Regions from separate parts of the Homo sapiens genome. Here region 2 is linked to region 1. Evidence: read pairs that join two places in POLR2A ChIA-PET (ENCODE). Cell type or tissue: PC-3. All regions are shown on one strand. Links, peaks and the distances in the headings refer to the core of each region. The heading gives the core; the rest is flanking DNA.

Region 1 (8,500 bases), core at 90-8,089:
GTTAAAAGTGCTACTCCCATGGACACACAAATGGTAAAAAAGCAAAACAGCCTTATTGCTGACATGGAGAAAGTTTTAACGGTCTAGACAGATCAAGCCAACCACTACATTCCCTAAAGCCAAAGCTTTAATCCAGAGCAAAGCCCCAACTGCCTTCAATTCTATGAAGGCTGAAGAAGTGAGGAAAGCTGCAGTAGAATAGTTTGAAGCTAGCAGAGGTTGGTTCATGAGGTTTAAGGAAAGAAGCCATTTCCAGCACATATTAAGTACAAAGTAAAGCAGGAAATGCAGCAAGTTATTCAGAAGATTTAACTAAGACAACTGATGAAGGTGGCTGCACTAAACAACAGATTTTCAACATAGACAAAACAGCCTTCTATTGGAGGAAGATGCCATCTAGGATTTTTAGAGCTAAAGAGAAGAAGTCGATGCTGTATTCAAAATTTCAAAGGACAGGTTAACTCTCTTGTTAAGGGCAAATGCTACTGGTGACTTTAAGTTGAAACCAATGCTTACCTTGCCATTCCAAAACTGCTAAGCCCTTAAGAACTATGCTAAACCTACTCTGTTTGTGCTCTATAAATAAAACAACAAAGCCTGAATGACATTACATCTGTTTCCAGCATGGTTTACTGAATATTTTAAGCCCACTGTTGAAATCTACTGCTCAGAAAAAAAGATTCCTTTCAAAATATTACTGCTCATTGACAACGTACCTAGTCACCCATGAGCTCTGACGGAAATGTACAAAAAAATTAATACTGATGGCTGGGTGTGGCGGCTCTTGCCTATAATCCTAGCATTTTGGGAATCCACGGGGGGCAGATAGCTTAAGCTCAGGAGTTCACGACCAGCCTGGGCAACATGGTGAAACCCCGACTCTACTAAAAATACAAAAAAATTAGCCAGGTATGGTGGCACCTGCCTATAGTCCCAGCTCCTCGGGAGGCTGGGGCATTAGAATCACTTGAACCCAGGAGGCCAAGGTTGCAGTGAGCCAGGAGGCCAAGGTTGCAGTGAGCCAAGATCACACCACCACACTCCAGCCCTGGGCAACAGAGCAAGACATCAAAAGAAAAGAAAAGAAAAAAAGAAGAGAAGAGAAGAGAAGAGAAGAGAAGAGAAGAGAAGAGAAGAGAAGAGAAGAGAAGAGAAAAGAAAAGAAAAGAAAAGAAAAGAAAAGAAAAGATTGTTTCCATGCCTGCTAACACAACATCCATTCTTCAGCCCATGAGTCAAGGAGTAATTTTAACTTTCAAGTCTTATTATTTAAAAAATATATTTCTTAAGACTATAGCTGCCATAAATAATGACTTCTCTGATGGATCTGGGCAAAGTAAATCAAAAATCTTCTGGAAAGGATTCACCATTCTAGATGCCATTAAAAACATTTGTGACCCATAGGAGGAAGTCAAAATATTAACATTAACAAGAGTTTGGAAGAGGCTGATTCCAATCCTCACAGATGATGCTGAGGAATTCATGACTTCAGTGAAGGAAGTAACTGCAGACATGGTAGAAACAGAAAAAAAAAAAAAAACAAAAAACTATAATTAAGTGGAGCCTGAAGATCTGACAGAATTGCTGTGAAATGAGGAGCTGCTTCTTATGAATGAGCAAAGATAGTGGTCTCTTGAGATGGAATCTACTTCCTGGTGAAGAGGCTGAGAACACTGTTGAAATAATAACAAAGGATTTAAGAATATTACACAAACATGGTTGATAAAGCAGTGACAAGATTTGACATGATTGCCTCCAATTCTGAAAGAAGTCCTACTGTGGATAAAGTGCTATCAAACAGTATTGCATGCTACAGAAAAAGCTTTCATGAAAGGAAAAGTCAACTGATGTGGCAAACTTCACTGATGTTTAAAACCCACTTATACCCAGTGTCCCATTATTGGAACGCTAAGCATGTGGGAGTTATTTATATCCTACCGCTCAAGGTCATCGCCAAGGTCTGATTTTTCACTATGCAAAAATTCAAAAACTTGCAACCTCCAGCATAAATGGGTTAAGAAACTTCCACAGCTACCCCGCCCATTCCTTCAGCAACCACTACCCTGATCAGTCAGCAGCCTTCAACATCAAAGCAAGACCCTCTACCAGCAACAAGACTGCACTTTGCTGAAGGCTCTGGTGATCATCAGTTGTTTTTTAACAATATTTTTAAATGAAAGTATATACAATTTTTTTAGGCATAATGCTATTGTACATTTTATAGACTACAGTGTAGTGTTGTGATGTTATGATACTATATTGGTTTTTGTCCACAGTTCCTGGTTCGTAACTCCCAAAGCCCTAGTCACAGTCTTTTGTTATAATGTTGGGTGTCTTAGGCCTCAGGAAACAGAATCTCTCTCCTGCCCTCCTTTCACCTGCCCCAAGGCAGGACTCTAATCGTTGCCCACCTTTCTGATTGTGGGTCTTAAAACTCTCCCCAGAAAGAGTCCTGCACTATACCCTGGGGGAAGGAATGCTGACCTCATGAAGCTTCCATAAAAACCCAAGAGGACTGGGTTCAGGGAGCTTCCAGATAGCTGAATATGTGAGGGTTCCTGGAGGGAGGTGTGCCCACGGAGGCAAGGAAGCTCTGTACCCCTTCCCCCATACCTCATACCCTATGCATCACTTCATTTGTACCCTTTGCAATATCTTTAAAATATGCCACTAACCATAAGTGTTTCCCTGAGTTCTGTGAGCCACTTCAGCCAATTAATAGAATCTAAAGAGCAGGTGGTGGGAACTGCAACTTTAAGTTAGAAGGTGAAGGCTGGAAGACTCAGCAAGTCTGCTCTTCCATCTTCTCCTTCCTGCTTTATTCTAGCCATGCTGGCAGCTGATTACATGGTGCCCACACAGATTGAGGATGGGTCTGCTCTCATGCTACCTGGGGAAGGCAAGAAGGAGATACTCTTAAGCAGGGAGTCTCTTTATCCCTAGGGTGACTCTGGAACTGTGTGACGTGCTGCTGGATTCTACTGGACACTTGGACAGTACACTATGAACAGCTCTTAATTGACCAACAAGGAGTGACATGGTTTACAGACGACAGTTCCAAAGTGAATGGACAACATTCTGTTTGGATGGCTGCTACTTTGATCAAAGAAAGTAAAAACGTATCAGCAAGGTGGGCTGAATTGCATGCAGTTTTTTTGTTTTGTTTTGTTTTGTTTTGTTTTTACAGTAATGGCAGAACTGAACAGTGGTGGAAGCCCCTGTGTTTGAGGTTTTTTTACTGACTCACAGGCAGTAATCAATGGCCTGGCCACACAACCTATGGAAATTTGAGGGGTGCATTAAAGTAGAACAAGTCAGTGCCCATCAGAAGAACTCCCTTCCAGATTGGGAAGGTCACTGGAATCAGCAAGCAGGTGTGCTATGTGTCTATGAGCACACATAGGGGTACTGCAGCAGTGCAGACATAGGATGAATAAAGACATGTTCCTTTTGCACCCTCACAGGCACGTAATGCCAGTGAGAACTGTTCTAAGTGTCAGCAAGACAGACAGAGACTACCAATGGCTATGGATGAGATTCCCTGATAGGAAGACCCTGAACATAGCTGGCAAGTGAGACTGATGCTGGTAGCCCTCAGGGGGCTACGAATAGGTCTTGAGAGGAATAGACATTGACTCTGGACCGGGCTTTGCTTATGCAATGGAATACAAAAATGCTCAGAGTGCCATAAAAAAAAAAAGAAAGAAAGATAAGACAGTGTATGGAGTTAGAGGGCCAACTATCATTTCTTCAGACCAAGGAACACAATGTACAGTCCATAATGTTCAACAATGGGGCAGAGAAAGGTTCTCCACAGAGTAATAGTTTGATATAGAAGTAGAATAGGCAACTGAAACATTGGTCTAAAATGGGGAGATAAAAACTGTAACCATAACTTTTGTATGCACTGGGAAGCCAAAAAAACTGTGTGACTTGCTTTCTTGCAACATTCACTTTATTGCAGTGGTCTGGAACCAAACTCATATCTTCAGGGTATGCCTATACAGGGATACAGTTGAGAAGGCACACAAAGAAGGCTCCAGCAGTATTTGTAGGGTTTAATTTCTTAAGCTGGATGATGAACAAGCTTGGTGTTTACTATATAACTCAGTAAATATTTCTATCCTGAAAATACTCCACAATTAAAAAGTATTTAAGAAAAAAAAAAGAAAGAAAGCAGAGTAGCTTTAAAGTATACAGGATGATGTGTGTAGGTTACATGCAAATACTACATTTTACATACGGGCCTCGAGCATTCTCAGATTTGAGCATCTGCAGAGTTTAGTATCCGTAGTGGGTCCTAGAACCAAATCGCCATAGAAGACTAAGGGACAACTATACTGCAAATTACCAGATTATCTTCTAATTTAATGATCTTCAAAGATTATTATAAATAAGCAGCTTGCCTAAAAGCTGGTTAATGTTATAGAAAACAAAACAGGCCAGGCACGGTGGCTCACACCTGTAATCCCAACAGTTTGGGAGGCCAAGGCAAGCAGATCACTTGAGGTCAGGAGTTCAAGACCAGCCTGCCCAACATGGTGAAACCCTGTCTCTACTAAAAATACAAAAAATTAGCCAGGTATGGTGATGGACACCTGTAATCCTGGCTACTTGGGAGTCTGAGGCATGAGAATTGCTTGAACCTGGGAGGTGGAGGTTGCAGCGAGCTGAGATCACGCCACTGCGCTCCAGCCTGGGCGTGCCACTCCACTGCACTCCATCCCAAGAAAAATAAAAAATAAAAACTTGCAAAATTTCTGAAAGAGAACTACTCCTTCACTTACCATAATTGTAATTTCCCTTTTACAAACATTGAGGTCTGGCATGTTATTGACATACATTCGCTTCAATGCACATCGGATTCCACCGTGAGTACGCACGAGGAAAACTGTGGAGAATCCACCTAGAAAAACAAAGCACCAATTAATTTAAAAGAAACAAAAACAAATGCCAAAATCATGTAATATAATCATAGAGCATATTGGAGGAAAATAAACAATGATTGTACCCAAGACAAAAACAAGTGCAATAAGCTACTAGTAGATTAAATGCCAAAACACTGGCTTCCTAAGTCAATCATGAAGTAGTACTTAGAGGAAAATATGCTTCTCGAATGAAGACGCTTCTCTCTTAAAGGCTAAAATTTCACCTTTTGCACTAGAATACCTTTTATGTAGTATAGTGAAAAATGTCACAATTATGTTACTAAAGTTTGGTATATACAAGTGACTGCCTACATATCAGAATCTCCCTCTTGGATGACAAAACACTGACGTTATTCAACATGAGACATCAATGGGATCAGATAGGTGCTTCCCTCCTCCAGTTCCAGAAGATGAACCAATATTATTCTAAGCCCATCACAGGAATCTCATTTCCCCTTATCAGTAACTGATTTAGGATTGGGTATGTAACTAGTTCTTGCTAATTGAACATGTAAAGTCAGCCCGAGTTGCAGGGAATGATTTTCCATAGATAAAAGACTGGTAGAGAAGGCCCTGCTCTTTTGCTTTTTGATTTTGTTGCCTATGATGTTTAGCCCTAATGCAGTCATCTATGGCCATAATGGAACAAAGAATCAGAAAGAAAATGATCCAAAACACAGACATTTGGCCTACTGAATCAGCCAACTCTGGAACCACCTCCCTCTAGAACTCATACAGTAAATGTCTTCATTACTTAAGCCATGGTTTATATGGAAATTCTGTTTTTTGGGTTTTTTTGTTTTTGTTTTTGAGATGGAGTTTCACTCTTGTTGCCCAGGCTGGAGTACAGTGGCACAATCTCGGCTCACCGCAACCTCCGCCTCCCAGGTTCAAGCAACTTTCCTGCCTCAGCCTCCCAAGTCGCTGGGACTATAGGCGCCTGCCACCACACCTGGCTAATTTTTTGTATTTTCAGTAGAGACGAGGCTTCACTATGTTGGCCAGGCTGCTGGTCTCGAATTCCTGATTTCATGATCCGCCCGCCTTGTCCCCCCAAAGTGCTGGGATTACAGGTGTGAGCCACAGTGCCTGGCTGGGAATTCTGTTAACTGCAGCTGAGAAAGCATCTTATCTGAAGCACTAGGTAGGTATTCTAAAGAACAATTCTGTCACATCTAAACAAAGATTTCTACATGAAGTTTTTAAAATTTATCTTGACACAGAATATGCTATAGCTCAATTACTTTTTTTAAAATGGTATGTCACTTGCATTAATTTAATAGCCTTTAAAAAGCAGCATCCTGAGCAATAATAAGTCACCTGCACTCAGATCAATACAGAGTTGTAAAAGGAAAAAAACTATTAGGAATACATAATAGGGGAAAAGAGTTCTGATATGATTTGGCTGTGTCCCCACTGAAATCTCATTTTGAATTGTAATAATCCCCACGTCAAGGGCAGAGCCTGGTGGAGATAATTGAAACATGGGGGCAGATTCCCTCAGACTGTTCTTGTGGTAGTGAATAACTCTCACAAGATCTAATGGTTTTATAAATGGGATTTGCCCTGCATAAGCTCTCTTGCCTGCCACCATGTAAGTTGTAACTCTGCTCCTCATTCACCTTCTGCCATGATTGTGAGGCCTCCCCAGCCACATGGAACTGTCAGTTAATTAAATCTCTTTCCTTTATAAATTACCCAGTTGTGGGTATGCCTTTATTAGCAGCATGAGAACAGACTAATACAAGCTCCTAGGAAACTCCAGAATCAGTACATACTCTTTCCAGATTCTCTACAACTTCCATTTCCAGTTATAAGAAACTGCACAACTTCCCTTTTATAGATCTGGATTTCCACATGTATAGTGTTAGGGAAATCAAATCAACCACCCCACAAGGCAGTTCTAGGAATAAATCAGATGATGATGATGTTTGGGAAAGGTACTTTACGTAAAATCTCTAACAATGCAGGGCATTACTTTAAAAGAAACTCACTTAGCACTAATTTCATATGTAAACATTAACAAGCCAGAAAGTAGAAGACCTAATAGAAAGGGCCACTTAAACTACCATAATTTTATTTGGTTACAAAAACTAAGGAAAATGTGGAAAGAAAGAATTTATCTAGATAAAGAGGCAGTATGAGTACAGCTGAGAGAAATCATTTAAATAGCATTTGTTTTGAGACATTTATCTATCTAGGTCTAGATTATTCCTCTATAACAATGCTTTCCCAAACATAGCTTTGCATCAGAATTGCCTGAGGTGGTCTGTGTATGAATTTATCTTGAACAGTTTCCAAATTCTGGCCCCAAGTCTGAATCAGTAGGCCTATAATGGGGCCCCATTTATATATTTATACAGATATACAGACATAACTATATAACTATATATATATATACACCTATATATATACCTACATATATACCTATATATAACTATATATAACTATATAACTATATATAACTATATATATAACCATATATATAACTATATATATAACTATATATAACTATATATACAAAACTATATATATATATGAGAGAGAGAGCACTAAAAATCTCCCTACTTGTTATACTATTTTACTCTTGTATATGTTTTAAATTGTTTATTAGATGGAAGAGGGAAAAGAGTTCCCCCAAATGGTTCTGATGCACAACCAAGTTATGTAGTCACTGAAGTAAGTTCCCAGAGGAACCATGGATCCTATATACCTATTCTTACTCACCCACAGAGCAATGTGATTTTATCCCTATGAATTACAGAAATGAGAAAAACAAGTATCAAGTAGGTTTTCTTCATAAAAACCATTCCCAAAATCAAAGTTTTCCAATTCTACTAACCCTAATTTAGACAGATCTTATCAAATGTTAAGTTTTCTGAACACAGAAGATACGTTGAACTTCAAGAAAGAAATTCTACCTAAACATGGTAAACAGTGATCGTTAATTGTATCTGCTTTGAGAATAAAATGTAATAAATGTTTATGTTTTCCCCAGTACTATCTTTTCAATAATTTTCTGATAAGCTAATATTATTTCTGTTTGAAGAATGCACTTACAGGGAGGTAACTAGTTAGGACACTATAGTAGTCCAAGAGAGGGGTGTAATACTTGCCACCAATCTATAGCTTATCAAATTCTTAAGTATTTATTTTTCCTCACAGAACTCTTTCATGACCAACCCAATTTCACGTTCATCACTCACTCAGGTACTTCTATCTAGAATTTGACTATATTATCATGTACCTCAGTTTTCCACAAATTTCTGTACACAAATCATAAGATTATTGGCAGTAACCACAGACTCTACATATATATGTCCAATTTAATACTGTAAAGCATAGTTGTTACATTAATGCTAAATGTTATAATTCCAAACATGAAATTATGAGAGTATTATAAAGCATTCTAAATGTTCTCAAAATCCCATAAAAGCAAAATTGTGACAGATATTGATCTGATGAAATTGATCTGATGAAATAAACTGGGATATTGATCTGATGAAATAAAATGGGAAATAAATGTGTATTTATAAAAGTAAATAAGAAAAATAATTGGTATCTTTTGCACT
Region 2 (8,500 bases), core at 349-8,348, 160 kb after region 1:
TCGCACTGTTATAAGAAATACCTGACACTGGGTGACGTATTTTTTTTTTTGACACTGGGTAATTTATAAAGAAAAGAGGTTTAATTGGTCCATGGTTCCACAGGCTGTATGGGAAGCATGGCGGTATCTGCTCGGCTTCTGGGGAGGCCTCAGGAAAACTACAATCATGGCGGAAGGTGAAGGGGGAGCCAGCACTTCACATGGCCAGGAGCAGCAGGAAGTGGAAGAGGTGCTACACACTTTTAAACAGCCACATCTCATGAGAACTCACTATCTCCACAACAGCACCAAGAGGGATGGTGTTAAACCATGAGAAACCAGCCCCATGATCCAATCACCTCCTACCAAGCTCCATCTTCAACAATGGGAATTACAGTTCAACGTGAAATTTGAGCAAAGACACAGATTGAAACCATACCAGCCATAGATGGGTGCTGCACAGCCAGGGCTTTCCGTTTGGAGCTGCCCATTAAATACCCAGTTGCTGTGCCCATTCACTGGCAGGCCAATTAATACTTTCTAATATAATTTAATAAACCCTTAACTTTGTGAGTGGCCAAATGGCTACTACTACTCAGTTTTCAAGACTCAGTTCCAATATGCAGATAAAGTTGTGAAAGAATGGAGAAAACTGTTAAGATTAGTTATCTCTGGGAAAGGAGAGTAGGTAGGGGTGATCATGAGAGGGACTTTTCACTGTATAACCTCCTATGCTATTTGAATATCTCACAATATTAGTGTATTATTTTTATAATTGGATTTTCAAAAGTTAGAGAAATGGGGGTGCCGTCTTTGTTTTTTTTGGTTTAAAAATGACCTAAAATGTCTTGTAAAGAAGGCGCAAAAGCCATATGGGAAACAATAAGTAAAAATACCTTAAGTAGTTTTTAAAAATTATTGTCTTAAACATCATTGAGAGCTGTTGTCTCATTTAAAATGTACTCATTAACACGCCAAAGGATAAAATAAATAAGTAAATAAGGAGCATGTCGTATGTCCTTTGTAAATGCAAAGCAATTCTCTCATCCACCATTAGTGGGCCATCAGCCTTCCTCTTCAATTCCTACCTGACTGTGGGACATGTCCAGCCTTCTGAACTGGGTAGACCATGTTCTCCTGTTAGTCTTCCTACCACATGTACCCTGGTATCCTACCACAGTACCATATACTGTACTCTTCTTTTCAAATGTGAATCAGGTGTATGTGATCATTTGATTTTCATTATAACCCTGGAGAAATAATGAAAGACACCTATTACCTCTTTGCTGATGAGGAAAACCTCTGCAGTTTTTGATGGAGCTAGGATGAGGATCCTGGTCTCCTAACCAGGTAGGACATTTTCTCTGTTTCTCCCATGCTGCCTCATCTCTTAGATTGTTAGACCTGGACTCCCAAACCACCATGCACGCATTCCTTTTTTTTAAATGTGATTATTCTAGTGATACTGTAAACATAGCTCCCTAATTCTCTTCTAATGCTATTTCACAGCACTCTACTGTTTTCCTGATAACATAAAAAATTGAATATATATACATATATTCCAATAGAGTGTGTGTGTGTGTGTGTGTGTGTGTGTGTGATATTTTTTTCCCTAACCAGGCTATAAGCTCAATGAGGGCAAGGACTATATGTTGCCCATCATGACTCTATGCCTATTTAGTGCCTGGCATATTTGTTGAATGAATGAACAAACACTAGCTACTTTGTTAGTTCCTCCTGTTTCCGTTGCAGAATTATTAAAACTAATTTGAATGGAGAAGGAAATTGGTTGAGTCAGGTATCTAGGAGGTTCAGGAATCAGTTGGCTTCAATCATAGCTCTGTGGAGGTTAGACTACACTTCTTTTCTTCTTCTTACCCCTTCCACTCTTCCCCTTCTTTTTCCTCTTTCTTTCCTCCCCATTCTCCCTCTTTTCCTCTTCCTCCTCCTTCTCCTTTTGCTCCTCTGTCTCTGCCATTTTCTCCTTCTGCGGCTGGACCTGCTCCACCTCCTCCATGCAGGGTGGTGAAGATGGCACAGGGAAGCTCTGGGATCTCTTGCCCTAGCTTAGCATCCCAGGGGAAAGAAACATATCTATTTCAACATCACTATTTTAATTTCAGGAACAGATAATTTTAGGGTTGGCCAGGCCTGTGTCCTATGCTCCCAGTGTGGCTGGAAGGGGGGTAGGGTACAGTGATAGGCAGCCCCTCTGAAACCATGTGGAAGCAGGGAATAGTGGTTTCCCCAAGGAAGGAATGATGAAAATAACATATGTCTGCCATAAATATTTTCTTAGGGAATTTTATTAAGAAGTAAAGAAGAGGCTACTTTTAATATGAAGCAACTTCCTGTCTTTTTGAATTAAAGTTCCTTAGATGGAGCTAAATTATGACCTTTTGAATTGTTTGACTTAGATCATAAACTTTTACAAGATGAAGTACACTTTATTCTTCGAGTCTCAAGGTGTTAATAAGTCAAGTGCAGTAATAAAGAGAAGCCCACCTACAACCTTTTACATCTATCTGTTCAGCAAAGCAGAGGACAGCAAAACATAGTTGTTTTATTTTGGCTTCCAGCCACATAGGAACTTTAGAAATTTGTTTGCAGATAAACTGTTTCAATGTTGGAGAGGAACTGTACTGCTCAGTAACTACTATGGGATGCAGATCCCCATTTCATGGAGAAAAAGCTGCAAGCAGCGTGCTCATTTGCTGTGCATATGGAAAAACATAGAATGCTCACCATTCACATGACTGCTAAAGCATTGAAAGTACTGATATTTCTGTACCCTCTATTCTCAGAGGGGGAAGTGGGTTTTCAGTTTTGAGCATTCGTTGATTTGCCTAGGTTCCTATGTTTGAAAGTTGTCTTCTGGGAAAGAAGTAATAATAAAAAAAATTTTTGTTTTAAAAAAAGACCAAGCTTTTCTTATCCATTGCTGCTTCAGGGTACTTTACTTTTATATCCTTCCCACATTGGCGTGAACTGTCTGAGAATGCAACCGTTTTGTTGTTGCTGCTGTTGTTGTTGTTATTGTTAATTTTTAAACAAATATTTTTGTAGAGATGGGGTCTCACTCTGTTGTCCAGGCTGGTCTCTAACTTCTGGCCTCAAGCAATCTTCCCACCTCGGCCTCCCAAATTGCTGGTATTACAGGTGTGAGTCATTGGGCCTGGCCTGCATCATTTTTTAGAAATAGAGAATGAGTGTGACAAGTATTCTATTCAGTTGCCCAATAATGTAGTCAGATCAGATACTTAATTGCAGCTAGAAAGTATTAAGTGGGTTCTTTTTTTTTTGGTCACAGGTCTTTTTTTTATATATAAATTTGATCTTAAGTAGAAGAAATAGTGAACTTCTCTGCTTTTTAAAGTTATAAATATATATGAATAAGAAAATACTGACAGAAATGAAAACAACCTCACATCCTGTACTTCCTGACATCCTCTTTTAATTTTGTAAAGTTTCCTGTCATTATTTTCCAGTGTATTTATTTTTAAGGAAGTGTCTTTAGCAAGAAGAAAGAGACAAGCACTGCTTCCCTTCCCCATATCCCTCCCTCTCTCCCTCTCTCTCTCTCTCACACACACTCAGACACTCACATACATACACACACACGCCCCTCAGAGATTTAGCAATTTTGCAGTATTATTATTCTACGATTCAGCAACCATGACCCATTTCTAGGTGGACACATAGATTTGGGAAGCAGTGGAGTGAAGCTTCAGCACCAAAGGGAAAGCAAGAGGTACTAGGTCCTAGATCTCTACATTTATTCATGGTGAAGGTGTGATGAAATAAACATGTCGTAATATCATTAGTTATTGTTGTTAAGCTACCATTCATTGAGCTATTGCTAGGTATTATGTGCTAAATACTAAGTGTGCTGTCCTAAGTCCTAAGTACTTTACATGCACACACAGACACACACACACACACACACACACATACATTGCAGGTTTGTAATATGCCCACAATTTTTTAAATCAGCTTTGTTTCTTTTTCTTTTTCTTTTTTTAGAGACAAGGTCTCGCTCTGTTGCCCAGGCTGGAGTACAGTGGCACAATCATATCACTGCAGCCTCCACCTCCTGGGCTCAAGCAATCCTCCTGCCTTAGCCTCCTGAGTATCTGGGACTACAGACATGCACCACTGCACCTGGCTCCATGATTCTTAATATCAGAATTTCTTCTGTGGGTTAAGCCTGTGTTTTTGGTGGTCATGACCCATTAGTAAATTATGAAATTAATTTAATGAGTAGAGATAAATTCAATTCTATAACATCTTTGTGAGGTGCATTATATTAACCTCATCTGACAGATGAGGAACATCAGAGCTTGGAAGGTTAAGTAACTCACCCAAATTCACAGACCTTGTTAAATGTAAGATTGCATTTGGAGTCTTTCTGTCTCCAAAACCTTAACTACTAAAGCTATACTGTACCATTTAACATATCTCACAGTAATTCTGGGCATATCACACCACAACTATAACTACATATAGAAGAAAACCTACCTTCTAATATATCTTATAAAAGAGAAAATAGGGTTTGTAAATTAGCAACCAGCCTGTATTGTATTGAATATAGGCTTAAAAGTCTAATATGTATGTGCATATGTATGCATGTGTGTGTGTGTGTGTGCATGTGTGTGCGTATCAATTAGAGGGTGGGGAAAAACATTTATAGAACTCAGTACCATTAACAAAAACATTAAAATTCATTGGCATTCAAAATTCATGAAGGCCCTAGTCAATTTTTGGCTGTTATAGCAGAATACCAGAGATGGGTAATTTATTAAAAAAAGAAATTTATTCTGTTCATGGTTCTGAACGCCAGGAAGGCTGAGAGCATAGTACTGGCATCTGGCAGGAGTCATTCCATGGCAAAAGGATGGATGGCAGAAAGGGGCAGATGAAGCAGAAAGAAAAAGGGGGCCAGGCTCACCACAATTAACCCATTCCCATGATAACAACATTAGTCCATTCATGAGGACAAAGCCCTCATGACCTAATCACTTCTTAAAGGCCCCACCTCTTAATATTGTTACAATGGCAATTAAGTTTCCAACACATGAACTTTGGGAGACATGTTCTAACCATGGGGATGACTGACTTCTTAGGCAAGAGTTTCTTACTTTAAAAAAATGCATAATAATAATATTTTGTGTTTACACAATGCTTTCCAGTTTATACAGGGCTTTTCTAGATATCATGTGACTTTCAAACATGCTATGGACTTTATATGTGAGGCCTTCACATGGTACAGGCTGTAAAAGTGGTTCTAGCTGATAACAAGTAGTTATCAACAAGAAAGCTAACACATTTTTACCACAATCCATGTTATAAAAATGATTCTTATAGACAATCTGCCATTCCCAGCTCTTAAAGAAGTAGCATAGCTGCCAAATGAATAACCAAATAGATATATTTAATGGGCTCTAAAAAGTCAAACATAAAACCAATTAATGAATTGGCTCTGGGACTCAAATAGCTTTTGCAGGAAACATCTTTACTTTCAGAAATAATTATAATGGTGTTTCTTAAACACTTTTGCCATTTCAGAAAGATCCCCTGAAATTACTAGGAACACATCAGGTGTCAGCATTCATATATTCTCACTCACTCTTCATTTTTTTAGGGGAAACAATGTATCCAAATTGACACAGACAGAACTTCTTTTAGTTGGTGTTGGCTGTCATTTTATTCAGGTTTAAGTATGAGTCTAATTACCCTCAAAGGACTTTTTGACAAGTTTATCACACGACCACCAGAATTTCTGCTGTGGGTGAAGGAAGTGTTTTTGGTGGTCACAACAACTATCCATGACATCAATTTAGTGAGTACAGACAAACACTTTTTAAAAATGAAATAGAACAGAATATGTAATATCAGAATGTGTCACTGGTAGTAAAGGTAAGTGTGTTTCATAGAACTTTTCCTGCAGTGTTGTGTTAGTCCCTTCTTGCATTGCTACTCTAAACCCCGAAAATCTGAGACAGGTCTCAGTTAATTTAGAAAGTTTATTTTGCCAAGGTTGAAGATGAGCCTGCGGCACAGCCTCAGGGAGTCCTGATGACATGTGGCCAAGGTGGCTGGGGCACAGCTGAGTTTTATACATTTTAGGGAGACATGAAGCATCAATCAGTATATGTAAGAAGTACATTGGTTGGGTCTGGAAAGGCGCGACAACTTGAAGCAAAGGCAGGAAGCCTTGAAGCCGAAGCAGAGAGGGGGCTTCCAGGTCACAGATAGGCGAGAGACAAATGAATGGTTTCATTCTTTTGAGTTTCTGATTAGCCTTTCCAAAGGAGGCAATCAGATATACATCTATCTCAGTGAGCAGAGGGATGACTTTGAATAGAATGGGAGGCAGGTTTGCTCTAAGCAGTTCCCAGCTTGACTTTTCCATTTAGCTTAGTGATTTGGGGGCCCCAAGGTTTATTTTCCTTTCACATTATAAAGAAATACCTGAGACTGGATAATTCATAAAGAAAAGAGGTTCACAGCTCTGCAGGCTTTGCAGGAAGCAATGATGCTAGCATCAGCTTGACTTCTGGGAAGTCCTCAGGAAGCTTATGATCATGGCAGAAGGCAAAAGGAAAGCAGGAAAGCAGGCATGTCACATAGTCAGAGCAGAAGCAAGGAGAGGGGGAAGGTGCCACACACTTTCAAATGACCAGATGTCTAGAGAACTCACTATTGTGAAGACAGCACCAAGCCATGAGGGATCCAAACACCCTCCCACCAAGCCCCACCTCTAGCACTGGGGATTACAATTCAACATAAGAGTTGGGCAGGGACAAATATCCAGACTATATCAAGTGCCTATGTGTATATTCTGTGTATACTGAGTGAGGATACTTAATGTGGGTTATGGTTTTAAAAAGCTTTGGAAACCACCATGTTAAGGCATTATCACCAAAGGAATTTTAGTGAAAATATAGTTTTTGGGTGGATGTTTCAGAGCACACAAGACTTTTTGTTATATGGAGTGGGGCACAGTGGAGAGAATTGCTGAGGGGTGAGGGATGTTGATGTCGAAAGTACAAAGGAGGGCAAATGAGCAAAACTCCACCTAATCCAGTTATACCTAGTGGTGGTCCTAGTCTTTGGTCATGGCTATGGCTAATAAGATTTAAGATATACCTGTGGGTAGCACTGGCAGAAAGAAAGGCAAAAGGGAGAGGGACAGAGAGAAGAGGAAAAGAAAGCAAGAGGGAAAGGTCAGAGTGTTGACAGTGTGAGTTGGAACAAAGATTGGGATTTATGTGTGAAAAAGAGGAAAAGGAGAGATAAGAGCAAAACTAAGAGACGTGCAAGATGAGGATTGGCAGATAGAATAACTTTCAGCTTTCAGCTGCCAGTAACGTAAGCTCAACTACAATGGCTCAAACAATAAATAAATGTATTGATTGGTTCACTGGCTTGGTTATGTCACAAGGATCCACAGTGTTGTCCTCAGTTGCTCTCCCCTTGTGAATATATGATGGCTATAGGATGGCTAAAGCAGGGCTGTGGGTCTGGGATGACTGGAAGAGCAACTGGGATTATGTGCTTCCTTATCCCATTCAAGGAGCAAAAGGCTGGATTCCTGTGGATCTCTGAATGACAAGGGATAATTTTCCAGAATACCCAGCACTCTTCTGCATACATCTCATTGGCCAGACTTGAATCACATACCCATTTCTGAATCTATTACTGACAGATGGATGGCATTACTTAGACCATTCGGATGCCTTTCTGGAGCTGGCATCAATCTTTCCCAGGCACATGACTAGAAGAGAGGAAAGCAAAATTGAGGTTCATTAGGAACACAGGAGATGATTTTTTGCTGAGTAGGCAATCAACAAAGTTCACTGCACACAAGAATTTTTAAAAACTTTGGTAATATATCCTAGTGGCTATAGTAGATTTGATATGGAAAATTTCCATCACTAAAACAGTTTCATTTTTAGAGTCCTATTATGTCATGTTCCTTCTCATAGAAGAATACCTTTGAAGGTATTTAAATAAACTTAAAGAAATCAAGTACAGAGAGTTTCTATTTTCTGTATATTTTACCACCAAAAGAAATCTCAATTTCTACCCCAAAATAATATGCTGTATTCACTCCCTAGAGACAATGCACAATGATTGACCTCCGTTGGAACACACATCATAATACAGAAGCACTAGCCATTGTGTAGAGCTTTACTTCTCTGCCTGATTCCCTCCCCCACTCAGAAGTTATACTTCAGCATTATCCTCCTATGTCCTAGCCAACTTTCTGCATCATGACACAAAGACACTGATGGTTAGGATCATTCTAGCCCGAAGATAGCAAGGGCAAAGCCAGCCAGGCTTAGATGAAACTCACACTGTTTGCTGAATGGCCACGGTGTTTTGAGGTTTCTCTTTATGAAAGGCTAGCATAAAGTCAACAGCCCACAGTTGCTCAAATCTGTGCTTTAGTTTCATTGCCACCACCAAACACTTCTCCACCCAGGAGAATTACAGCTAAGTGTTGTTTTAACTACAT

What was found. ChIA-PET counts read pairs that join two places held together with the same protein. Peaks named below come from ENCODE experiments on the same cell type or tissue, not always from the same donor. Only the 100,000 strongest peaks of a DNase experiment are listed, where the experiment ranks them.
Region 2: POLR2A ChIA-PET joins it to region 1 with 13 read pairs; 7 of 35 experiments call an interaction of 5 or more read pairs at or near these places.

Annotation. Positions count from the first base shown.
Region 1 is chr4:78,822,443-78,830,942 of GRCh38, reverse strand. It overlaps BMP2K (BMP2 inducible kinase), which reads right to left. Exons shown (of 16, transcript NM_198892.2): 2 at 4,788-4,906. LOC105377299 (a long non-coding RNA gene) reads left to right here and starts at 2,877. Exons shown (of 4, transcript XR_938918.4): 1 at 2,877-3,130. In PC-3, for the core only: no CTCF peak of the experiment used is centred there; no DNase peak of the experiment used is centred there.
Region 2 is chr4:78,662,174-78,670,673 of GRCh38, reverse strand. It overlaps LINC01094 (long intergenic non-protein coding RNA 1094), which reads right to left. Exons shown (of 3, transcript NR_038308.1): 2 at 7,702-7,756. Among named protein-coding and RNA genes, the nearest start is that of LINC01094, 20 kb to the right of the region's middle. In PC-3, for the core only: a CTCF peak has its summit at 1,071; no DNase peak of the experiment used is centred there.